Linked DNA regions of Mus musculus: all the other regions are linked to region 1. Evidence: chromatin loops called from intact Hi-C (ENCODE). Cell type or tissue: heart. All regions are shown on one strand. Region 1 overlaps Prkcb (protein kinase C, beta). Region 2 overlaps Ndufab1 (NADH:ubiquinone oxidoreductase subunit AB1). Region 3 has its middle 100 kb from the start of Gm39082. Region 4 has its middle 120 kb from the start of Gm39082. Region 5 holds the start of Cacng3 (calcium channel, voltage-dependent, gamma subunit 3).

What was found. A loop is a pair of places that touch in the nucleus more often than their neighbours do. Peaks named below come from ENCODE experiments on the same cell type or tissue, not always from the same donor. Only the 100,000 strongest peaks of a DNase experiment are listed, where the experiment ranks them.
Region 2: it touches region 1 in a loop (2.5-fold over the local background); 3 of 42 quality-filtered maps call a loop at or near these places.
Region 3: it touches region 1 in a loop (5-fold over the local background); 3 of 42 quality-filtered maps call a loop at or near these places.
Region 4: it touches region 1 in a loop (2.5-fold over the local background); 2 of 42 quality-filtered maps call a loop at or near these places.
Region 5: a loop joins it to region 1, with 2.9 times the contacts of the local background. A loop is called at or near these places in 28 of 42 quality-filtered maps.

What each region holds. Positions count from the first base shown.
Region 1 is chr7:122,468,090-122,473,089 of GRCm38, forward strand. The region is part of intron 5 of Prkcb (protein kinase C, beta); the gene reads left to right. Among named protein-coding and RNA genes, the nearest start is that of Gm51497, 170 kb to the left of the region's middle. In heart, a CTCF peak has its summit at 2,713 (motif pointing right); DNase peaks (open chromatin) are centred at 2,732 and 4,332.
Region 2 is chr7:122,096,321-122,101,320 of GRCm38, forward strand. Ndufab1 (NADH:ubiquinone oxidoreductase subunit AB1) reads right to left here. Exons shown (of 5, transcript NM_001360744.1): 2 at 289-411. Among named protein-coding and RNA genes, the nearest start is that of Ndufab1, 3.0 kb to the right of the region's middle. In heart, a CTCF peak has its summit at 3,044 (motif pointing right); no DNase peak of the experiment used is centred here; H3K4me3 peaks cover 800 bases; H3K27ac peaks cover 482 bases.
Region 3 is chr7:122,818,953-122,823,952 of GRCm38, forward strand. No RefSeq gene overlaps it. Among named protein-coding and RNA genes, the nearest start is that of Gm39082, 100 kb to the right of the region's middle. In heart, no CTCF peak of the experiment used is centred here; DNase peaks (open chromatin) are centred at 1,839, 2,179 and 2,419; H3K27ac peaks cover 1,396 bases.
Region 4 is chr7:122,801,273-122,806,272 of GRCm38, forward strand. No RefSeq gene overlaps it. Among named protein-coding and RNA genes, the nearest start is that of Gm39082, 120 kb to the right of the region's middle. In heart, no CTCF peak of the experiment used is centred here; a DNase peak (open chromatin) is centred at 2,989.
Region 5 is chr7:122,668,257-122,673,256 of GRCm38, forward strand. It overlaps Cacng3 (calcium channel, voltage-dependent, gamma subunit 3), which reads left to right and starts at 3,488. Exons shown (of 4, transcript NM_019430.2): 1 at 3,488-3,728. The coding sequence starts at 3,518. In heart, no CTCF peak of the experiment used is centred here; a DNase peak (open chromatin) is centred at 2,735; H3K4me3 peaks cover 960 bases; H3K27me3 peaks cover 2,038 bases.

The sequences.
Region 1 (5,000 bases):
GCACACGGCACAGGCCAGGGCCAGCCCATGCTTCCTTTCTAGCCCGGAAGTTGTAGGTGGATGTGTTGGTTGTTGAAAATCTCGAGGAATTGGAGAAAGCTGAGCTGCTCAATCCTTGTCCTGGTCCTCCCAGAGCTTTAGGGGAAGAGCCAAGGTCAGGCAATGGCCCGAGGCCCCCAACCCTAAGAGGGAAGACAGCACAAGCACTGTTCTAACTGCCCGAGGAGCTTCACTAAGGAAAGCACCACCCGACTCTGACTTGTTACCATCTCTGGAGGAGTCCCTAGCAATGTTCATTAAAATGCACCTATGTGTGGTGGCTCTCGAATTCCCTGTTTGGGAATCTGTCCAACTAAAATAAACACTGTCACACAGAGGAACAGGTACCAAATGAGCGTGTTTACCGACTGTGGTGGAAAGAGTAATAAGCTTGAACAGAACATATCCGTCTTTTGGGATGTTAGGCAGTTGCTGAAATGTCGGCTTTGAATAGGCTAGTCCTTTTCTGAACAGGAATTGTTATCCAGTTGTGCTCAGTTTATACAATTCATTAAGTCATGTAATTATATGCCATATACTTTCAAATTATGTTGTGTTTCTTTCTACTTATACGACTTAAGAAATACAAATTCTAAATAATTAAACAACACCAACCCAGCTACAGCTATTGATCTGTTGTAGAAGTTGGCAAATTATGACTTGGGGCCAAATCTAGCCTGTTTCTATAATGAGATGTTATTATACCACACTCATATTTATTTGCATGGTGTCTCTGGCTGCTTTTCTCTTTTTCAATCAAATGGCAGAGTTCATATGGTCTGTGTAGCCTGGACTATTTGCTCCTTGGCTGCCTCTGAAAAGAACCCCTGGACCTAGAGGTACATCCATAGCCATTATGTAAGAAGGTTAGGTTTCATAAAAGTATCTGCTATGAATTCCCATCGACTAAATAAGCAACTGCAGCCGATACTCCCTGTGTACAAGGTGTGTTTGTGTGTTTCATAAGTGTGGGACTAAAGGGGAGGAAGCACATGAGCTGGGCTGCAGATACTGGGGTCACAGGGGATCAGGAGTGGAGGCCTTGCTGGAGGTGGGGAGAGCATCGTCTCTTCTTCTCTTTGTTCCTCTGGTTGCAGTAGATACATTTTACATTTTTGTGTCCTGGGGCTTGAATCTAGGGCCTTGTGATGCCAGACCAATGCTGGGTACCTGAGCCTTCCTTTGAGAACTTAATTTTGAGATAGAGGCTAAAGTTATCCAGGATGAGTTTGAACTCATGATCCCCCTGCCTCATCTCCTGAAGAACTGGGATTATATCACATTTGTGTGTGTGTGTGTGTGTGTGTGTGTGTGTGTGTGTGTGTTGTATGTGTATATATAAGTATTGTAAATGTATGTACATGTGTGTATGTGTGTAATGTATGTGTATGTAAATGATGTATCTGTACATCTGTACACGTGAATACATGTGAGCATTTATGTGTATGCATATGTGTATATTGTGGCATGCATGTGTAAATGATGTATGTGTACATGTGTATGTGTGCAAGTGTGTGGATATATATGTATATATAGATGTGTGGTAAATATATATATATATATATATGAGTGTGTGTGTGTATATAGATATACATATATATGTGTTATGTGTGTGTATATTGTATAGTGTGCATGTGTGTGCACATGTGTATGCATCCATGAACAAGCACAGTGACAAGATGAGGACATTATCACTCTTGGTCTGATTTGTTACTAAATTTGGAGCTGGGCTGGCAGCCAGCAAGCCCCAGCAATTCTCCTGACTCTATCACCCTGTACGACTGCAGTTACAGGTGTGTACACCTGACGTTTTACATGGGTGCTGGGGATTTGAACCTAGGTACTTAGGGTTGTAGAGAAGGCATCCTCACCCAGAGAAGCCGTCTCCCCACTGTGTAGCCGTCCTGAAACGCACTTTGTAGACAGCCTGGCCTTGAATTCAAGAGAGATCCTTCTGCCTCAGCTCCCAAGTGCCGGGATTAATGGTGTGCACCACGATTACCCCTTCTTACTTTTATACCTTTTGAGAAAAAAAACCAAACAAACAGTAAAATGGAAAAATGTTTAAATAGGACAAAAGCTTTTAATAAAATGGCTCCCCAAAGAGTAGCAATCAAAACTGAGTGGACATACTCAGGGACTGTACATTGGTGGCTTTGAGCAGGATGCTGGGTGGGCATGGGCCTGGCAGAACCAGGCTTATGCCCTGCCTGGGAACTTCAAGTTTCTATTGCCTCTCCCTGTCTCTCTATCTCAGGAGCTGGGTCTGTTCTTTGGATTTTAGGCACACTGGTGGCCGGCCTTCTTCCGGCAGCTCCATCACCACCAAGCTCCACCCAATCCCACCTCTAGTCCAGATTCTTTTACTTAAAGAAACCCCTGCCGCGACAGTACCTTCCATTCTCAATCCTGTGGTCTGACTTCCTAATGCCTCAGAGTTCCGTTTTTTTGTTTCAGAAACCACTGGACACCCCAGCTGCTCTGTAGACCAGCTGCAACATCAGGGAACTGGTTAGACCTTCAGAAATCTCAGGCTCAACTCCAAGCCTGCAAGTCGATATCTACATTTTAACAAAATCCCTGTGCACATTTCTGCACTCAGAAATCCCAGTCACCCTGCGGCTGGTTAAGAACCCCAAGAGAAGCAGAAAGAGTTTGCCTCATTGGCCACTAGGGGGCAGGCGGCACCCGTGCTCTGCTCCCATGTGGGTTGGGCACAGGGGCCCATGTCTTGTATGGAGGATGCCTACCAGTTCCTCCACCCTCACAGCATCTCAGGTGTTGTGAAGATTTGAGATCAGAGCCCCTTGAGCCAGGACCCCCTCTTGCTCTGTTCTGAATCTTCTGTGTCTTGGCTTGAGACTCCTCATGCAGGATGAGCTCTCGGCTTGAGTTGGTACCAGATCACCAGGGCCTTCTACCCTTAGCCCGCGTCTCTACCTCCCGCAGGGAACTCGCATCTGTCCAAAAGAGCTGGCCAGGCTCCTGCTTCTGGCTGGCTTTTCTCATGGATGGGTTGCTGAAGCATTGTGGTTTCGAGTCTGGGCTTTAGGGGCAGGCTTCGGTTTGAAAGCTAGATCTCTCACGAGCAAATATTTGCCGGGTGCCTCCTGTGTTCCTCCCCTGCTCTCCTGCAAAAGACTGCAGGCACATTCACGACGCCTTCATTTTTCTCAATGATGAGAGATGAACACAAAATAAACAAGACATGTCCCTAAGACAGCCTGTGAGGAAGTAAAGGAGTGTGATCCGTGGCCTGCCTGTCACTAGCGGAGATGGTGGCATTTGTCTGAGACTACAGTGGCAAGCTTGGAAGAGAGCTTGTTGCAGTTTCCAGAAAAGAACATGACAGGCAGGGGGAACAACAGAGGCAGAGGCCAGGAGAAGAATTGTTACAGAAACTGTTTGGAGTGGGTGTGGCTAAGCCTAGTGATGCAGTGCCCAGCTTTGCCCGGTGCTGTGGTGTGGCTGGGGTGGGATCCTGGACTATTAAAGAGATAGGAAGAGAGCACTGCAGTGGAGACAGTCCAGGAAGCTCTCTGCAGGAGGCAGGATGGGAGTGGGCTAGAGGGCTGGGGGGAGCCATGGCTAATGCTTGCTGCATGCTCGTCTACCATGACAGTTCTGCCAGGCTGCCTTAGGAACTGTGGGGACGAAGGGGTGGTTCCAACTTTAGAATGGCCTTAGGTCTGGGTGGGTTCACTCTGTCTCCTCCAGCATTTGCTGACGACAACGCCAGGTCGCTCGGTGTTGGTGTTGGTCATGCACTTTTCCCATGTATGGTAACCTTTTGAGGTAGTTATTAACATCCACTCCATTTTAGAGACGAGGAAAACAGGGAGAGGGAGGAGAGGGAGAGCCAATGTTTGCAGGACTGTAAGGTAGAAAGGGTTCCTCATCTTCACATCAGCCCGTCCTTCTGCAAAATGATGTCTTCTATGGGTCGAGTCCTGGCCAGGAGGCTGGGTAAATCCCTGGACTGAGAAATAGTTAGGTGGAGGATGCCTTTTCTCACGGAACCTGGAACATTCCAGCAAGTTCTCAGGATCTGCCCCACCCACTCACCATGGGTTAGAGCTCTACTGTTCCAGGTTTCACTCGGGGGCCCGGGATCTGGACTCAAGCTTGCATGGTAAGCACTCCCACACCGACCCATCTCCTTGGGCCCTTCCTGACTGACTCTTCTGTTAACTAAATCTTCTGTCCAGTGACCTTTTAATTCCCTCTTCAGCCTGGCTGATCTGATTGTGCTCCCCTGAGCCAGAAGTCCAGGTCCCTGGGGGCCCAGCAGAGAAAGGCTGAGGTGGAGCCACACCCTGAGGAAATGGTAGTGCTTGCTTGTTTCTGCACCGATCTTTTTGGCATAGTTGGAGAGCTTACAACCTTGCAGCCAAGTCTTTGAGAAAGTGAGACACTAGGCGACTGTTCCTGGCTGCAGTGCTCTCTCTGCCTGACCTGAGAGCTGAGATCTAGGGAGCAGAGACATTCAAAGAGACAGTCTACGCCGATTGCTTCAAACACCGACCTGGTGGTGCATTTGGCCACCATTTCCTGGCCCTTACTAAATATCAGGTGCTTTAAGGAGACCGTCTCACCGAATCCCCACCTCACCTCACATCTCTGAGGATGACCACTCAGTTGTCAGGCACAATGATTGTGGTGTGGCGAGTTCAGCCCCTCGTTCAGAGTCACGAAGCTGTCAAGTGGCCCATCTAGCATACAAGACCCAGGAGTCAGACATGACTCCAGGACTTGAGTCCTCAGCCACTCCCCTGCCCACTTCCCTGGGTGCTCTCAGACATCTTAGCCTTCGAGAACTGAGAACATCAAGAGAGAGAAGGAGGGAGGAAGGGAGAGGGAGAAGAAGAGGAGAAGTGGGAGGAGGAGGAGGAAGAGAGAAGAGGAAGGAGAGAGAGACAGAGACACACAGAGACATAGAGACAGAGATATACACACAGAGA
Region 2 (5,000 bases), 370 kb before region 1:
AGGGAGACTTTAAATTGAGTATTTGTTTGGACCCTTTGAATTTTATACTGTATGATTAAATTTGCTAAAGAAAAAAAAATGGACTGGTGAGATGGCTCGGCCGGTAAAGGAGCTTGCCACCAATCCTAATGACCCCGAGTTCGATTCCTGGGACAGACACGGCAAAAGCAGAACTGACTGCTACAAATTGTCCTGTGACTTCCTCAGGGAGCCATGACATGCGTATATACGTGCACAAGTATACACACACAAAGGAATAAAGGAAAAGATAAAACCAAAACCAGTTACCTTTTCTGGATCAATCTTATCATAGAGTTTCAAGACATACAGAACTCGGTCCTTGATTCCGTCTAACGTCAGTGGGGGTGCGTCACTGTACTGGCGGCACAAATGTGTGACTGTTCCAGGCACCTAGAACAAAGGCAGGAAAGAGAGACTGTCACTCTATCCCAAATGTCTTTACATAAATGCACACAACTACTGGTATCTGTTTTAAAATGTACACAAACATTTTTTTTATTTGGGAGAGGGATCTACATGTACCGCAGCACATGACTGGAGGTCAGAGGTCAAGCGTGGGTGTCAGTTCTCGCCTTCCCTAGGACATCCTGGGGATTGAACTGAGGGGCATGAGGATTGGTGGCAGGTGCCTTGACCTGGTGCCTCCTCACTGCCTCCCTCCAGGTATGGCTCACAAAGCTTCTTGAGCCCTACAGAACCCCACCATCTCTCTCTCCAATGTGGCCATTACTGAATACCGGGTCACACACTCTCCACTGTGGCCATTACTGAATACCGGATCACACACTCTCCAATGTGGCCATTACTGAATATCGGATCACACACTCTCCAACGTGGCCATTACTGAATACCGGATCACACACTCTCCAACGTGGCCATTACTGAATACCGGATCACACACTCTCCAATGTGGACATTACTGAATACTGGATCACACACTCTCCAATGTGGACATTACTGAATACCGGGTCACACACTCTCCAATGTGGACATTACTGAATACCGGATCACACACTCTCCAATGTGGACATTACTGAATACCCGGGTCACACACTCTCCAATGTGGCCATTACTGAATACCCGGGTCACACACTCTCCAATGTGGTCATTACTGAATACCGGGTCACAGGGCTCGGTCAACAGAGAAGCTCTAGCTTCAGAATGGTTGTCGCTTGTCCTCAAAATCAGGACTGGTCCCTCTAGCTTTGGACATCATCTTGTTCGGTAAGACTGTCACTAACATAAAATCATCACAGAAATGCTTAAGTTCCCTCATGGCAAATGTAGCATGCCACAGCCTCTTCATTGCACTGCCACCACAGGCATGAGACAAAAGAACCCACCCTAACAGCTGGGATGGTATACAGAAGATCTGATTTGGCTTTGATGGTAACTAGTCTCTGGCTAGAACAAATGAAACCAGCCACCACCCCTAAGCCTCACAGCCCCATGTATTTCGCTGGCAGGTAAGAATGCCCTACAGCCCACCAGACATACAAACCTTTCTGAGTGTTCTTATGATGAAATCCAACTATTTCTGCTCTTAGGCTGCTGCTGCTTCTGTTTTATACTCAGTTGGGTCCTGCAGCCTAGATTTCACCTACCAAGTATGGGAGAGCACTGTCTGTCTGGCAGGGCGTTTTAAGTTCTTAGTTTGCAGCTAAGCCTCTTCCACAGAAAATGAGTCTGCTGCTGGGCTTTTAATCCCAGACACTTGGGAGGGGAGGCAGGAGAAACAAGTTGAAAGCCAAGCTGAGCAATTTACTGATAACCTGTCTCAAAGTAAAGAGGGGCAGGGAGAGCAACTTGCTTAGCATGTATGAAACCCTGGGTTCAACACTGAAGGAGGAGGAAAAGGACAGCAATATGGATCAGAGGGTAAAGGTGCTTGCCAAAACCAGGCTCCCTCGAGTTATCCTCTGACCTGCACACACATGCTCACACTAAACAAATACGTGTGCGAGAGAGAAAGAGCTGGGTTTGCTTCTTGGCACTCATGACCCTGAGTGTGTCTATGAAAAATGATCTAAGAGCTGCTGTGGTGTCAAATGTTGTAACCCTAACACTTGGGAGCCTGAGGTAGGACTTTCCAGAGTCCAGGCAAGCCTATGTATAGCAAGGACATACGTAAGACTAAACCTATGTACACGTCCTTATCAAGATATACTTACCTTGCAGCAGACTCATTTAATCAGCAAACTAGAGAGATTAGCTGAAGAGATAGAGTATAGATGATTTCCGAATAAGTAGGCGGGGCACTTTTTTGTGTCTAAATCCACTGATCCTTTTATACTATGTATCAGAGGCCTTCAATAGGGACACAACACCAATCCTACTCATTACAATGACCTAAAGAAGTCACAGATAAGATGAAGCAGACAAGAGGCTCAGTGGTTAAGAGCACTGACTGCTCTTCTGAAGGTCCTGCGTTCAAATCCCAGCAACCACATGGTGGCTCACAACCATCTGTAATGAGATCTGACGCCCTCTTCTGGTGCATCTGAAGACAGCTACAGTGTACTTAGATATAATAATAAATAAATCTTTAAAAAAAAGATGAAGCAGACAGGAATAAGAGAAAGGGAGAAATATGTTAATGGTGAGAATGACAGAAAAGTCTGAGGTAGGAGGATCTAACATATCCCATGTGCATATCAAGGAGTTGAAAAGAGATTAGAAACTATTAAGGAATTGGGGTTGAGGGCTTGTCCAGCATGAGTGAGACCCCAGGTTCAATTTCCAGACTGTAAAGAAAAGAAGATCCAAGCAGATTTGGAAAGACATGGTGGTTCAGGGCTGCAGTCCTAGTACTTGGGAGGGTGAGGCAGAGTAACATATTCTCACCAACCTGAGTTCCAAGGCTAGACTGAGATAAAGTGAGACTGTCTCAAAGACAACAGTCACAGAAAACACAGGGCTGGTATGAAGTGGAATTAACATGGAAGAGAAGAAACAGTGCCGAGAACAGGCCGTGAGAAAAGTGGTTGGGAGTGTCTTATAGGTATGCAGTTACTAATGTAGGCCACTAGGTGTCAGTAGCTCACCAGGCATCACTGGTAGGTTCCTACAGGGCCAGGTGTATGCCCAAAGATTGACTATGGTAGTATAAGCACTTTACCTTTTACAATGAAACTGACACAGGATGGTTAGGTATCCTGCCCCAAGTTCCCCTGCATTCCCTCTTGGAGTAGCGAAACCACCTTCTCCTGCCAGAGGTTAGAAAAGCACCTTCCGGTGCTGGTGAGATGGCTCAGAGGTTAAGAGCACTGACTGCTCTTCCAAAGGTCCTGAGTTCAAATCCCAGCAACCAAATGATGGCTTACAACCATCCGTAACAAAAATCTGATGCCCTCTTCTGGAGTGTCTGAAGACAGCTACAGTGTACACACATATAATAAATAAATAAATCTTAAAAAAAAAAAAAAGAAAAGCACCTTCCCTGTGGTCAAAACAGGTTGTCTCAGCAGCGTTCTTCCCCAGACTCACATGTGACATAAATCGTCTCTAAGCACCAAAGATGGCACTATGTGCAGTGACTGTAAGCTGGCCTGATCCTGATGAGTTACCATCAGAGTCTATCTTGCTCCCCTTTGTCTTCTGTTTATGAAAAAAGCTTTAAAGGCCATGTCTGTCACCTGCTCACTGCAAACCTCTGGAAATGAAGCACCTCAAACACAGCTGTTTGACATAAACCCTCGCCTCTTCAAAACTCTCCCTTGTTCTACTCTCCATATTCTGGAAACTTCCAAGCCAACTGATTTCACTCATCTAAGCTGGGTGAGTCAGAGAAAACCCTTTAACAAAGCTTGCTTACCATCTGCTTTCTGGCTGTGCAGAGGACATCCACAGTCCAATAACAAATCTAAAATGTTTTGCAAACAACTGTGTCTCCACATCTGTGAATGACCGTAACCAAAACCATTCTGTAAGCATAAAGCAGTTCCTCTACTATCTGTATAAAGCAGACAGAGAGCACACCACCTGTTCAAAGCATGGTCCCAGGACCCCATCTAGAAAGCCCACAAAAATACTTTATGCACAACTTAAGTTTGAGAAGTAACATTTTAGCTTAATCTGAAATTGGTCTCTAGATCCTAAGGCACAGCAGCTTTACTGCCCTTTTTTTTTTTTTAAAGATTTATTTATTACATGTAAGTACACTGTAGCTGTCTTCAGACACACCAGAAGAGGGCGAAATATCTCGTTACAGATGGTTGTGAGCCACCATGTGGTTGCTGGGATTTGAACTCTGGACCTTCGGAAGAGCAGTCGGGTGCTCTTACCCACTGAGCCATCTCACCAGCCCCCTTTACTGCCCTTTTAACACTTTTATAATGACAACCTTTTGGTCTAGCCAATGGGACAATGGCCTGCCTATCTATTACACTGTCGGTGAATCTCAACACAGGATGTAGAACCTTAGCTCTTCTTGTAGCGTGCAGGTGTGACTGAAACCACTACTTCAGGAAGGTCACTGAGTATGAGAATCGGTTCTTCAACTTGGCCCAAAGTCTACTACAGTACTTCCTAACCTTGCATGCACACTGGAACTTAAAACGCCATGCCAGGGCTTGATACCAGCGGAAAGAGTCAGAAGGGGAGCGGGAAGAGGGCTAGTTAGGGTTGAAAGTGACATCCTCACAGAGTTTAAGCCCCACACTGGTTTCATCAAATATGCAAACTACACAGGACTTGTTTCCTATCCTTACTTCCAGAAAGTTCACAGACAAAAGGTGCCACAGGGGGGAAATTACAATAGAACTCTGGGAACCTAGAGAATACTCTGCAGAGGACTATTATGGGCAAGTGGCTTTCCTCTTGTGTACGTCCTTGGAAGTGACCACGGTAATTGCCAATCGCAGTAGGTGCTCTACTCGAACTCTCACCTAAACTTCATTGCCACTCCGCAAGGATGAGAGCTGGTGTCCAATTTTGTTCTTCAGTCAAGACTGGGTCAAAAGCCGGGCATGGTGGCGCAC
Region 3 (5,000 bases), 350 kb after region 1:
CCTATGGCAACAAGGTATTAAACAGATAAAGGAGAAATTGTGGTGTGAAAATAGAGAGTAATTACCATGCGGAGGGAATTTTATGTCACAAGTGTGCACAGTTAAACCTGCTCATTACATTAAGCCATCTCTGTAGGACTTTACTGGATACTGTGGGCATCACAGAGGTGGTTAGTAATCCAACACAAAGACTGTGGCCTTGGATTTAATTTGTTAAAATTCTTTCTGGCCTATTCAATGGCATCTGTGGCCAGCACCAAGGGCATTCTCAAAAGTACCTTGTTAATTCTAATGGCCAGTCTTCACTGGTTCCAAAAGGCACAGCAGGTTAAAACAGCAGTGAGATAGGCATGGGCAGAATCTGGTGTCCTCTGATGGACGGCTGCAGCATTAATTACCATTCTTAGCTGCTCGCCATCCATCAAACCATCTCTAATTCAAAGGATAGCCATCACCTTCACCTGCTACCATCTCCTGGTTGAGACAGGGAGGGAACAAGAAGATGCAAGAGCAGCATTCTGTTGGTGTTTGGCTTTTCTCTTAGGATCTCAATCACGGTTCGTTGTCCTGTGACACAGGACAGCTGACGAGGTAGGAAAGAAATCAAAGCTTCTCCTAATTAGAGGAACAGCGGTGATCCAGAATAGAAAGTAAGAGAAAGAATCTTGACTTGAGTAGTGTTGGTTTTACGGACTTTAGACAAGTAGGGCATTCTAGACTTTCGTTCACATCAGCTCAGTGAATAAGGAGGAAGACTGTGGGATCCGTCATTAAAGCACTCACGGACACATTACTCTTCTGTAGTAAGGGAGGTGGGTAGAAACATGGTAGGCAAGGATTTGCTTAGAAGTTCATTTCTCAGCTTCCTCTTAATCTTTCCCCACATACAAAACCAACAGGTATTTGTGTGTGTGTGTGTGTGTGTGTGTGTGTGTGTGCCTAGAAAATTATGCCCTAAAATATAGCAGTTTCCCATGACAAGACCCTTGAATTGAAGAACGAGAGTGTCACAGTGCCCAATCCTTATCAAGTTATTTTCTGGTTTCCTCTCCCTCAACCAACACTCTAAATTCTAAGAATTAAGATGCTGACTGCTGTATAACCTTTCAGAGCTATAGAATATAGCCCAGGATATCTGATGACTGTCAGATAACACCAACATGGGCAATGCCTCTCCTTATTCAAGTCCTGTGCATCAACTAAATACAAAGCATGTAAATTGCTGAGAAGTTGAACTTACTGAAAATCCATATACTGGGAACAGAAAAATGTGTGAGAGCCAGAAGTGGGGAATGACATCAGGGAAACAGAAGAACTTGTGAGTAGAAAAGAACCTGTGAGTAAACAGGTTATAGGTCCTAGAAGAGAATCTACCACCAATCTACCTACTACTGATCTATCTATTATTCTGCTAAGTGGGCACAGTGCTAAACTGACTTACATGGACTTATTACTGTTTACCTATAGATTAATGCATCTCTCACTCCTCACCAGAGAACTTTCTTTTTGCAGTAGATGGTGATTAGAATAGAAACACATGACTGCTCAGTGTGCAGAGAATGAGAGCCTGTGGGCTGCTCTACCATAAATGGATCTACACCATACTCTCACCTTGCAGTCCTCGGGGATCGTTGTGGAAAGAGGGAACAGAAAAATGTGTAAGAGCCAGAAGTGGGGAATGGCATCAGGGAAACAGAAGTTTTGAAGCATGCACAAGACTTGAGTAAGCTAAAGCCGGACCATATCCCCACATTCAGGGGATAGGGTGTGTGTGGAAGAGTAGGCGTGAAGAGCCACCGCTGCCTGCAGAGCTATTGGCCTTTGATAGCTGCTGGGAGAGGGAAAGTGTGGCCCTGGCAGGTCAACAGTGCTCCAGCATCCGGTCACACATTCAAGAGTATATGGACAGCACAAATTAGACTTGATGTTTTGTTTTTAAAGGGGGACACAAAGTTGAATGGGTGAGAATGAGGGCAGTTGTGAGAAGGGTAAATATGTTCAGACTGCATTGTTCATACACTCTCAAAGAACTAATAACAATTAAACTTTATTTTATTTTTTTTAAAGCCATATGTTTGTCTAAAGAAGTACAGGAACCAGCCCCAAGAACTCAAGGCCAGTTTAGAATGCTCTGGCCCAGCATCACAGGATTTCCTGCCCATTGTCTCACTGTGCTTAGTTTTCCTTCCTGTAAAAGCCTTCTCATGTACTTGGGTTCCCTTGGTGTTAGAAATAAACAAAAACCTGGATATCACACAGAAGAAGAAACTAATAGTGCCAGAGTGGCTCGGCAAGGCAATTCTTTTTATTAAAAAGGTGCATCAAGACCTATAGCCGTCTAGCAAGCATGCTTGACCAAGGCAGTTTCCATCTTTACCCCATGTACGTACGTACTGACCGCGTCTCACCTGATTGGTAGAGCTTGATGTCACAGTCTGACACAGCTGGCTAGTCAGCACAAAGGGAAAGGGACAGTTCAGGAAACGTAAGTCCTTGCCCAGCTAACTTCCTTTTGTACGGGGCAGGAAAGTAAGACAGAAAGACAATGATTTCTTGAAATAGCTTTTTACATTTTTTATACCAAAAATAGCCCCTCCCTTACCTTCCCAGAAGCCCTTGAATAACCCTAATTGCCTTCCCACCTTCCTGAGTATTGCCTTTCAAGCAGGGAGCAGTCATACTTGAATCTGGTAGCATTCTCTCTAACCCTCTTCTCTCCTGTCTCTCACTCATTTTTCTCTCCCAATACATACATAAGGGGGGCTTCCTTTCTGAAGTCTCTTTATCTGCCTAAAAGTCAATCCTCTAAAAATGAACATTTTTGTATACCCCTCCTTGAAAAATCTTATAAACAAAGAAAAATTAACTCACAACTGTTGAGTCTCAAACCCTGGGACAAATGACTCTGGTGCCTTATTTAACATATCAAGGAGGACCTGGCCACCAAGTTCTCCCAGCAACCCTCAGTCCCTACCTGTTACAGCTAGCATACCCACCCACTACCCTAAACTTCTCCAGTGCAGGGGCTGCCCATTCCTATATAGTCCAATCATTTTGGTTACCTGGTCCTTTTTGACAGAACACAGTCAAAAAGACTGACCCATGGTGAGCAAGGCCTTGAGGGACTGTGAGAGACACACCAGAATGAAAATGCAAAGGGCCTTTTACCTCAGGTGCTTTTTATTTCCTGGATTATTCTTGGATGTGATTTTTTTTTTTTTTTTTGCCTCCTGTGACAAACATTTACATTCAATTTATAAGACATGTTTACTCTTGTTAGACATCAGAACATAGCTACAGAATCCAATCTGGTCAGTGTACCCGGAATCTGGATATGGCCTTCTGCCTTGCCTTCATGTGTTCCCAGATAAAACCTATAGTATGTGGCAGGCAGTTGTGTTTAAAGACAACCCAAACTCACCATACATTTTCTCTCCTTTCTGCTTCCAAAACTTGTTCCCACCTCCAAGCCCTGAGCTATTGTTCCTTTCTACAGCTACGACACTATAAGAACTTCAGTCATCTAGACATCCCTTGAGTCTCACACGGGGTGACAGTCCTGTGCATAGGCATATCATTCCTACCTGTTAACTTATCGTCATTTATTTCCCACACTCAATTGTCAGAGAGTAGAGATTTTCTCTCTCCTAGACTGGTTACTTTTCTCATCATTGAGAAAAAAAAAAAAATACTTGACAAAAGCAACCTAAGGAAGGAAGGATTTATTTTGGGTCACAGTATGAAAGGGGACAGTCCACTAGGATGTCGGGCAGAGAGTGAGACCCTTGTCACATTGCACCCATACCCAGGAAGCAGAGCGGGATGAACTGGTACTCAGCTTGCGTTTTTCCTTCTTATTCAGTGCGAGAGCCGCTCATGGGATGGCACTGCCCACCTCCAAGGTGGGGCTTCCGTCCTTAGTTAAACCTCTCTGGAAACATCCTCACAGATATACTCAGAGGTGTGTTACCATGGCGATTCTAAAATCAGTCACATTTTTAATGAGATGAAGCATTACATCTCTCCTCCATATGCCTTGCCTTAAGCATAAAGAAGGTTGTTAGGAGTTTGGATGGTTACCCTGCCCCACCTTAGCCCTTCCAAAATGTATGCCCTCTAATTAAACAGCCAGAACCTTGTCACCTAAACTGAAAACCTTGAAGTCATTCATCCCAGATGCCTTCCTCTCTGCACGCTGTGAGACCTCTGGGCTTTTCCCTCCCACACACCCCTTCCTTCATCCCATCATTCCAGTCGCGCCCCTGGTGCCATGTTACTTCTATTGCCTTCATCTGCCACATTCACAATGGCTTACCTTATTTACTTTTTGAAAATTACTTTTAATTGCATGGAACATGAATACATTATCATTTTTAAGGCAGTAACAATATAGGTAACCAAAAATTCAAGATTAAACGATGATAATCTTTGGGCACTTTCCAGATATCTTCTATGAATATCTATTTTTTAAAATGTTACATTGTATATAATGCCATACACGGTTTTGTCTCTTTCTGTTTTTAACCTAGCAATGTATCCTGGGCATTTCCCATGTGAGTGTGTACCGACCTCATTTGTTCTATTACATACATGTCCTGGGGTGACAAGAGGCTTCTGTTCAGTCTTGGTTCCCATTTCCTGGTGTTCCTGCCTTGCGTAATCCTCTCTCGGGGTGTGTCTGTGAGGGTGTTTCCGGAATAAATTAGCATCTGAATCAGTAGACTGAATGAGGAAGAGCCACCCTCACCAATGTGGGCAGCATCCTCCTGAACCTGCAAAGGTTCGGATAGAACAAAAAGGCAGAGGAAGACTGAGTCTGTTTCTCTGCTCTGGAACTGAGACAGTCAAGGCTTTTCTTCATTTTTCAAGTAAAATCAAACCTTGGTAGTGCACGCCTCTAACAACAGCAGGGGGCAGAGGATTATATGTTTCAGGCCAGCCTGGGCTACATGGCAACACTCCTCCCCCCCCCAAAAAAAAAAATTAAGACAATACTCAAG
Region 4 (5,000 bases), 330 kb after region 1:
GGTGTCTCTGGGACACTCCTGCTTAGCAACGATACCTCCCAGCCTTCCCCACTTCCCTCAGCACACTACTTTCTTTCTCTTTTTTTTCCATGAGGCTGGAAGCATGGCATTCAGTGGTAGCCTAGTTCACATCTTATCCTACCAAGGCTTGAGGGCGCCTCTCATGCCCTTGCCTCTGGTTATATTGCTGGTAACCAGAGGAACTGGGCACACTGTGATCAGTGAAACCCAGGAAAATCTTGATGTTGGAAAAGGAGCAGAGATGCTATGGAAACAATGCTCCAAATTAAAAAGGAGTCCAGGCCAGCAGGACTCAGCCTTGGCACAAGAATCCCATAGCCCAGCTAGGAGTCCCCATCCTTCCAGCCGTGTCACTTATAAACTCTGTAATTGTGAGCTAGGTTTTCTTGTCAATAAAATAGAATGATTGTTCAAGGAAATGAGGCCCCATTCCAAAAACATTAACAAACCTTCCAGTCAGGCATGGACACGTGTACCTCTGGTACCAGCTCTGTAGAGGGCAGAAAAAGCAGGAAGATAGCTTGAGCCTGAGAGTTCAAGACTAGGGGCCTGCAACATAGCTCAGTGGGCTGAGGCAAAAAAACCTCAGGGCCCAAGTTCTATCCCCACACACTACATTATTCAGTCCTCAAACCTGAAAGTAATACATACAAACATTACAATCTTCAGGCCTGCATCCAGAACAATTCTGCCCAAATTCTGTGGATGGAAGGCAGACAGCTGGGCTTCTTAAAGATTTCTTAGTGAGTCCACTGTGTCAAGTTTTGAGAATGGGTTGCATAACTCATTATTCCTTATCCCCAGTATATGTTACCAGGGAGATTTTTAAACTTACAGATACCCGAGCATCATTACCTAGTCTCTGCCCTCAGCTGGTCTGCGAAGAGTCAGTCTAGGTACAATTCTTAAAGCCCCCAGATAGCTTCAGTATGTAGTTAGGGCTAAGAATCACCAGCCTTACATATACCTACATCAAGAACCTGTGGTGACCTCCATAGCTGTTTGCACTCCTGTCCTCTCTTCAGGACTATAGTCTAGCCACTCAGTGATCTTCATGCACATCTGCTCCTGGGGCCTCTGGATGCCTCAAACTCAAAATGCCTGAAACAAAACTCAATCTCCCACACACCTTGCAGGTCACAGGGGTGGGGGTGGGGGATCTGAAGTTTTCACTGGGACAAAGATTCTGGAGGCAGAATCCATATTCCCTCTTAGCTTATTCCCCACTCAAACCAACACTAGACACGTAGTCATCTTCTTGCCTCGGGCCTCCTGAGGAGTGGAATATCGCCCTGTCAGAGCTAGAGTTATCTATCCTCCATCTATGAGGGAAGAGTAGAGGGCAAATGAAAAGACTTTGTGGGGTGGGTTGTAAGCTTAGAGTTCAAGGTTAAAGAACTGAAGAAGGGGCTCAGAGATAGCTCAGTTGGTAAGGTATCTGCCCTGAGCCCAGTCCTCAGCACCCACATGAGATAAAGCCAGGCATAGCATTGCACACTTGTAGTCTCAGTGTTGGGGCAGCTGAGACAGGCAGATGGTTGAGGCTGACTGGCCAGCCAGTGGATTTATCCTCCTGGGGCAAGTGTCAAGCCACTGGAGTGGTGCTCTGATGGAGCCCCAGGCAAAGAAGCCTGGGCGCAGCTTTTAAGTAAAGGTCTGTTTTTCATCACATCACAGATACTTCATAAGTGATCAATAAATGGTGGTTAAAAGAAATGGCACAGAGGAGAGTCTGGTTTTCTCAGCATTCCGATGATGGCAGAGGACATGAAGAAGTCAGTGAGTGGAGCTCATGTGTGCCAGAGTCCGAGGAGTCTTCAGCCACACCAGCACTCTTATTTCTAGCTCTCCCTCCGCGCGCTCCTTCCTTGAAAATGCTTTTGGATTTGCGGTTCCCTTTGCCTGGTGCACATCCCTCCTGGTGTGCCATCTGACTTGCTAAGTTGCTTCCCACAACTTCCACACATCTTTTCTCAAACATCATCTTCATGCTTTTCATCTCTTCTTAGCTTTATAAAGCTGTGACAAAATGCCTGTGAGAATCAGCTTTAAAAGAAGAAAGGTTCAGTTTGGCTCATGGTGCCTTTGGTCTGCGGCAAGGCTGAAGACCATGCCAGAAAGCATGTGGTGCGGTTGCTAGGCAAGAAGAGGAAGACTTGAGGTCCTAATATCCTCTAAAAACCGTATCCCTCTGTGACCTTTTTCTACCAAGCCCCACTTCTTAAAGGTTCTAGATGCTCTGAATAGTACCATCACCTGAGGGGAAGATCAAGTTAAAAGCATGATGTCCTCCCTTGAGGTTTTACCTTTCTCCCACTACGTAGCAGCATCTTGTATACTCAGCATCTGGCCATCCCAGGTCTCAACATCCACAAACTCAACCCACGATAGCTTGGGAATGCTTCGTTTAATTGCTTCGGCTCTGAACATGTAAGCCTTTTATCCTGTCATTATTCCTTAAACAATGTAGTGAAACAACTACTTATGCAGCATTTATATCACACTAACTATTATAAATAATCTAGCGATGATTTAAATAATAAACATATATGCAAATGCTGTGTCACTTAACATACGGGACTTGAATATTCATGGATTTGGTTATCCAGCGTCCTGGAACTACTCCCCTCAGATTGACTGTTACTGAAGAACCTAGTCTATTAACTGCTTTCTCACTTGCTGTGACCTCTGTGCAAATAACACATTGTCTGACAGGCAGCACAAATGCTTAGGGCAGTTAAAAAAAAAACACATCCTATCTCCACAGGTCACAGCCAAGTACGACTGGCAAGGGTCCAGTAATGAACTTGTTTACCAGGTGGAGGCCACACAAATCTTCTTAGAGGGGAGATCCCTTGACAAATCTCTAGACAGAGGCTCAGGACCCTGGCCATCTTTACTACAAGGAGCCACATCTCACATCAGGTGATCTGGCAGGGGGAACGGATGTGCGCAGGAGGTAGCTGTGTGGGTGGCCAGCTCCTGGGAAGCTGCCTCGCTGTGACAGCTCAACTACACTTCTGGGCAAAGTCCCATAAGGAAGCTGTGCAGATCCTGCTGTGGGAATGGACTTTTGCCAAGTGGGAATCTGAGCTGACAGGGAACCCGGGCTCTCCCCACAGCAGCACTGCTCTTAGCCAAAGTCCTTCTCAGACATCCAAGCTCAGCGGTGCGGCAGATATCTGAAGGCCAGCTCTGTGGGAGAAAGGAAAGCTGTGTACCTCTGCTTTTTACTTCATACTCATATCCAGGAGATGCATCACGTAACTTAGAAACAATTATCAAATATAAGCTACTTTCCATCTTAGACTAGGAGAAACCAGTGAATTCTTATAGGACGTTGTCACCAGGTTTTGCTGAACTCACACATCTGCAGCTGTGTTATCCAATCTTCTATTACGGCGACAAACCCCCAACTGAAGCAATCGAGTAAGAGGAGGGTTTGTTCCAACTCATGGATTCAGAGATTTCAGTCCTTCCTCAGACGTGCCATTGTAAGGCCTATGGTAAGGCTGTGCATATTGTGGAAGAGGCTACTTACCCCATGATGCCCAGGAAGAGAGAGAAAAACAGACACAGAGGGTAGATAAGTGCTTAAGGTACAAGGCATATCTCTTTAGGGCATGGGCTCAGTGAACTGCTTTCTCCAACCAGACTTTACCCAACAAGGTCATCATTTTATGAATCCATCAAAGATTTGATTCTTTAAAAGTCAGAGTCCCCAGGATTACAGGAACCCCGTCACTTTCCCAAAGCCCATCATCAGACAACCAAGTCTTTCACACATAAGCCCTGTGGTACATAGCATATCCAACCATAGCACTAATGCATGTTTACGTTCAATAACGGTTTGACAGCGTGCCCTGTACTTTGCAAAACTACCACTACAGATACAGCACATGCTGTGGGCTCATCTGATTAGCCAAGCCTTTTGGCCACTTTCTGATGTCTGCACATCTGATCAACAGAACAATAAGTCCGACGCAGACAAAAACACTGGCTGGAGACCACAATGCACATACTCAGCTTGGCTGAGTCCAAGCTACCAAGCTGTTCGCTGAGCACAGAGTTAGGAAATGGGAAAAAATGCTCAGTAGGAAGCCACTTGTTAGATACTACTTCTACAATACTTATGTAGAGGTGTGCTATACAGTATACAGCATGTGTTATACACATAAGACGTGTATAATAGCCTCTCCTCATATGCAAGGAGTGTATTCCAAGACTCCAGTGAACACTGAGACCATGCTGAACTCTAGGCATTGTATACTGTTTTCTACAGGTGCATAACTCTTATGATAAAGGGCTGTGTGTGTGTGTGTGTGTGTGTGTGTGTGTGTGTTATATGTGGTTTATGTGCACACACATGTGGGGTTGCATACACCCATTAGTGCACACAGAGGCCAAAGGAGGATGTTGGCGTCCTTTTCTGTCACTCTTCACCTATTCCCTTGAGACAAGTGACTTCAGTGAACCCGCAGCTAGATTGGTGACCAGGAAAGGCTGATGACCCTCCAGGGTACCCCTGCAGTGCTGGGTTACAAGTACACCTGTGACCATGTTTAGTTTTTTTCTTCTGGTACAAGGCATTTGAACTCAATAAAGTACTCTTACATGTTGAGCCATCTCCCCAGTTTGATAAGGTTTAATCTATAACTTATATAAAGTAATAGACTACCAAGAGCTAGTAATAAAACAGAGGAATCTTAATGAGATAATATTAATAATAATAATAAAAGTTACAACAATATATGTTCTTTCCCAAAACAGGGATTTTTTCCCATTATTATTCTGGGGCCTCTGTCACCTGCAGACTGGAAGCCCAGGAGGCAGAGTGGTGGATAAAGGAGCCCGCCCACTGTGTTTATAAACCGCAAGAGCATGGCTGGAGATGGCAATATGCATAGCTGTTACGAAGCAATGATTTCTGAGTGTTAGCTTTCAAAATGTAGCCTAACTGATTGCAAGTTTATAGCATT
Region 5 (5,000 bases), 200 kb after region 1:
CTTCAGTCAGATGCTCTGACATGTTCCAAATGCCCTCACATTCAAATTAGCTTTGGCTTTGCACAAAGGTTACCAAGGATGATCTAATGTCATCAAGCTATAGCACAAAGCTCTATTCTTGGGCATTGCAGCCATTTCTCTTCTGCTTTCTGAGTATGATTGTTTTCCTTGTCCACATGAGCACTTGGCTGTTCTTCTCAGTAGTCTACCTGGGTACTTGGTTCTATCAGCTAGACACCCAGTATGTGTGGCTTTCTGTTACAAATCTGAGGATGTGGATCTGGGGCTACCGTTGCTTTGCTGTGCGTCTGGTGAATGGAGTCATGGAGTGCACTATCCCTAAGGCCAAAGCCCTCCCACCATCACTGCCTTGCTACAGAGTGCACCTTTCCCACCTCTGCTGGAGTGAGAGAAGAATAAAACAGATCAAGGAAGGTCTGTTTGATTGTTATTAATTACTTCATATTATTTAAACTTCTGAGAGTGAGAAGAAAATATCCTCCTATCTTATAAAACCTCCCAGGAAAGACCAACTTCACCTTCATGTAACTATGTGGCCTTTTAAATTGATAGTTATCAATCAAGCTGTGTGTGAAAGCTATACCTGTAATCCCGGCATTCTAGGCATGGTATTTTTTTCTTATACAGAAAATCTGTTTCTCAGTTATTAGTATTGACATTCTTTTTTTCTTATTTTATTTATTTTTATTAGATATTTTCTTTCTATACATTAGTATTGACATTCTTGATCACTATTATTTTTGTTGTTAATACAAATAATAGTGATTGCTAACTTCCTTTCTCTTTCTTTCTTTCTTTCTTTCTTCTTTTTTTTTTTTTTTTGAAATGGTCTTAATGTAGTTTAGGCTGGTCTCAAACTTGTTAGAAAACCTAGGATGGCCTTGAACTGTTCTTCCTGCTCCTTACAGGAAGGCTCATGTATCTTTCCCCCATTGCCTTCCATGTGTTTCTAGTCTTGTTAGTTATGGTTTTGGCCCTAAAAATGCATTTCATTTTGTTATATGTTAAATTGTCAGTATAAATGTGACATACATATATACAACTCAATGCATATAAACAGACAAATCCACACTGTACCTGCATATTCGCACACACACACATACATACATACATACAGCTGTGTATTTATATAAAGCACGATCACATGACCCTACAAACTGCACCATGTGTGTGTACACATATACTCACATATCTACTTTATGTCTGCAACAAATTCATAGGCATTCAGAAATCATGACAAAATTGACCATAGTACTCATTTAGACATAAACACAACTATACAAATAAGCCTATATGTGCACGCATATGTATATATAACACCAAGAACCAAATCTTCAAATGACATTAACATAAAAATAAAAATATCAAAGTAACAAAAAGGTTGTGAGCCAAGTCTGAGACTTCTTCAGTATATTGCCCCTACTCAGTTACCTGAATAGAAGCTCTCATACAGCCAGAAATGGCATCCTGGGGAATGGAGATGTCTGTGATCCCCTTCCATTATATGTTTGTCCAGTTAAATAACACTCAACTATGACAGCTGGTTGTGGGCACATCTCATGGGTTGTAGAAATAGCGCATGCAGCCTCAATTCCAAGCATCCAAATGGGTGTTACTACCTGTCAGCCCACAAGAAAATAATTGGTCAGAGCAATTCGGTGGAATGCCTGAAGTCAACTTAGTGTGTGTCCTTATCTATATGCTAGAACATATGGAACCGGGAAGCTGGTCTGTGCCAGTTCTTTTCAGCATTTGCTATTTCTGAGGGAAAGAACTCACAGGTGTGTGATGACATTTGTGCTTTGGGCAAGCAAGGAGCCCAGACCTAATTACACCTGCATCCTGGTCTGACTTAGAAGATGTTAACAAATGAACAGCACCAGGGCCTTTGGAGAGAAGCTGACGTTTTCAATGCTCTCTCATCCTGAATTCACCACCCCCTCAAATGTAAAAGTGTGAAAATATTTAAGAAGTGTATTCAGAAATCAAACCTTTACATCCCTTCATCCAAGGTCCCTGATATGTAAACAACAGTTTAGGTACATTTAGTTCCTTCAGCCCTTTAGAGGTATATATGTTCACATATACATATGAATGGTTCTGGGTCTGATGTAAGCACACTGTCTCCTGTGTAAATCTGAGCTCCGGAGACAGGAGGGTAGACATATTGGTTTGTTTTCTGAGGAATGAAATTGAGACAAATACACATAGACAACATTTTGCCCACCCAAGTGAGCCACCAGTCAGTCTCCCATCCCTTTAAAAAGATTAGATCTTTCCCGGCTTCTGTCTCCCTAGTGGACTCCTGCAGCAAAGAGCAAAGTTGCCTGGCTCATTGGGCTCAGGGATGAGGAGGAGGGTTGATTAGAGAATGCTGCGTGGGGTGGGCTCTGAGATAACGCGCGCGCCAGAGTGCGCTGTGGGCCCTTGTCCTTAACCCTTCCCTCTGAGGAGCCGGATCCGCCGTACTGCAGTGCCCTGAAGCCCTGATGCTGATTGCCCTGGGCTCCCGAAACTTTGCTTGGTTGTGGGCTTGAGTACGCAGAGCTGAGCTGGCTGGCTGGCTCTAGGAACGCACTAGGAGAGTGTTAGGGAAGGGACCCTTCAGCACCCGGAGTTCCTAGACTAGGACCACGAGGAACGGTGCAGCGGCAAGGGGAGCTGTCCCTTCAGCACCACGGACCTCCAACGACCCGGCCTTGAGAAGTGGGAGGCTGGGCAACAGGAGAGGAGCTGTCCGCTCAGCACCACGGACCTCAGCTCTCCGACGCAAGTGGCCGGCCCCCGCCCCAGGACTCTCCCTTTTCTCCAGTTTGCGCGGGGGTGTGGAGAGCAGGCGGAGAGCTTTCCTGGGAGGCTGGGGAAGCAGTGAACACTCTTCTCAGCGACTCGCCTCCCAGCAGAGCTATTTTTTGCCATCCGCCCTCACCCCCAGCACACGCGCTCGCACACACGCACGCACGCGCGCACACACACACAAACACACACTCACACACACATACACACGCACACACACACATACACACGTACACACACACTCACACACACGCGCGCACACACGCACACACGCTCACACGCTCACACACCAGACCTCTCTGGGTTTCTTTTGCCTTGAGTCTCTCGGGGCTGTGAGAAACCAGGCGCATCTCAAACCAAGCTGGCAGCTCCAAGCTCCGAAGCCATGCCCTGCACAAACGCTAGTCCTCACCAAGCTCCTGAGGAATGAAAGCAACCCAGGAATCCTCTGACCGCGGCAGTGATGTGGACCAACCCCCTGGAGCCCGCACCCTCCCGAGGGCCATAGAGGACTCGGGGAACTGGAGAGAGCCCAAGACAGGAAATCCCAGCTTTCCCAAAGTCCCCGTGGATGCTGACAAAAGGAGATCTGGATTTTTGGAAGAGGCCGTCCTAGGTTACCCAGCTGCAGAGTGATTCTCCCGTCTGTCACTGAATCTACCCCTCCAACCCCCAGCCGTTCAGAGTACCATGAAGAATTATGAGGATGTGTGACAGAGGTATCCAGATGTTGATCACTACTGTAGGAGCCTTCGCAGCTTTTAGTTTAATGACCATTGCAGTGGGCACGGACTACTGGCTATATTCCAGAGGTGTGTGCAGGACTAAATCTACAAGTGACAATGAAACCAGCAGGAAGAATGAAGAAGTAATGACCCACTCCGGGTTGTGGAGGACCTGCTGCTTGGAAGGTACTTACAAATTCCTCTCACTGGCTCTGAATGATCTGCTTCTAATGTCCTGACATGTGTTGGGGGGGAAATAGAGGCAATGGAGGGGAAGAAAAATAGTTTTAATTGTTGTTGGAAATATGTGAGGGTCCAGACTATGCTTCCACGGAGCCTGGTGCTGTGTGGATGGAAGGGTTGGGTCTTGTTGATTGGTTTTGGTCTATGCCAAATGTGATGTGATTTTGTAACGCTCTTAAACACCTTCTGCAGTTGAGAAAGCCTCTAATCCCGAGTCTCTAAGCATGTTGTGCACTGCTTGGATTTCTGTCTATAGAAGGAGACTTTGGATTTGTTTAATTACATTTTGGTGAATGGGGATTATTAAGGAATGGAAGCAGAGAAGACAGGAAGGTGCTGAGGGACTGATCTAACCTGGAGCACTCTGATCTGGTTTTTTATCTTTTAATCAATAAAAGCTTACCAGCCTCTTCTGAGTTTGGTCCAACTAGACATTGTCATGAACTCCCTTTGTTAACTTATACTAGGGAACAATATGTAAGCCCTAATCCCCACACCCTCACATCTAAAGAAAATGTCTTTATGAATAAGTGTTTCATTATTTAGGCTCAAAATAAAACTGAAGTCTTGGTGTTTGCTCTCCACCTGACTTCATTCATAAATCACGCCCATCACCAGCAAATGTATTTCCTTGACATTTAGATAAGACTGACTCTGAGAATTGCATCTCATTGCTTCTAATTTTAAAAATTAGAGGATTTGCTCTAAATTATAATGAGGTGGGCAGGCCATTTTAGAATGTGGAGCTCTTAGGTAGCCTATGTCACTACTAAACTTGCTTCACCACTTGAAGAGTGACTGTCAGTTTCAGTGGACAATACCTGGGTATCACAAGGAGTGAAAAAATAATGAAGAAAATCAAAGCTTTGTGAACCTGCTACCTAAGGGAGCCACTAGATTAAAGGGCCACTAAGAAGGGATTTTGTCTGCTTGGTTGATTTTTGCTGTTTCTCTGGCTTCCAGGAAGTCAGTGAAGTTTATCACAGTGATAGTCAGGAAAATACAGGCTTCCTCCCCTCCCCTCGATCTCCCTTGGTTCCTCCCCCTGCATTCCCTGTGGCATTTCTCAGGGTTTCTTGGGAACTCGCATTTATGTAAATGACTTGGGAACTAATGCTATGACATCACTTGCTAGTGTAATATTGCATCATTCTCTGGCCTCCTTCCCACGTCCTGACGCTCTGAACTCTCCTGCCTATAGCGCCACTACAGTTG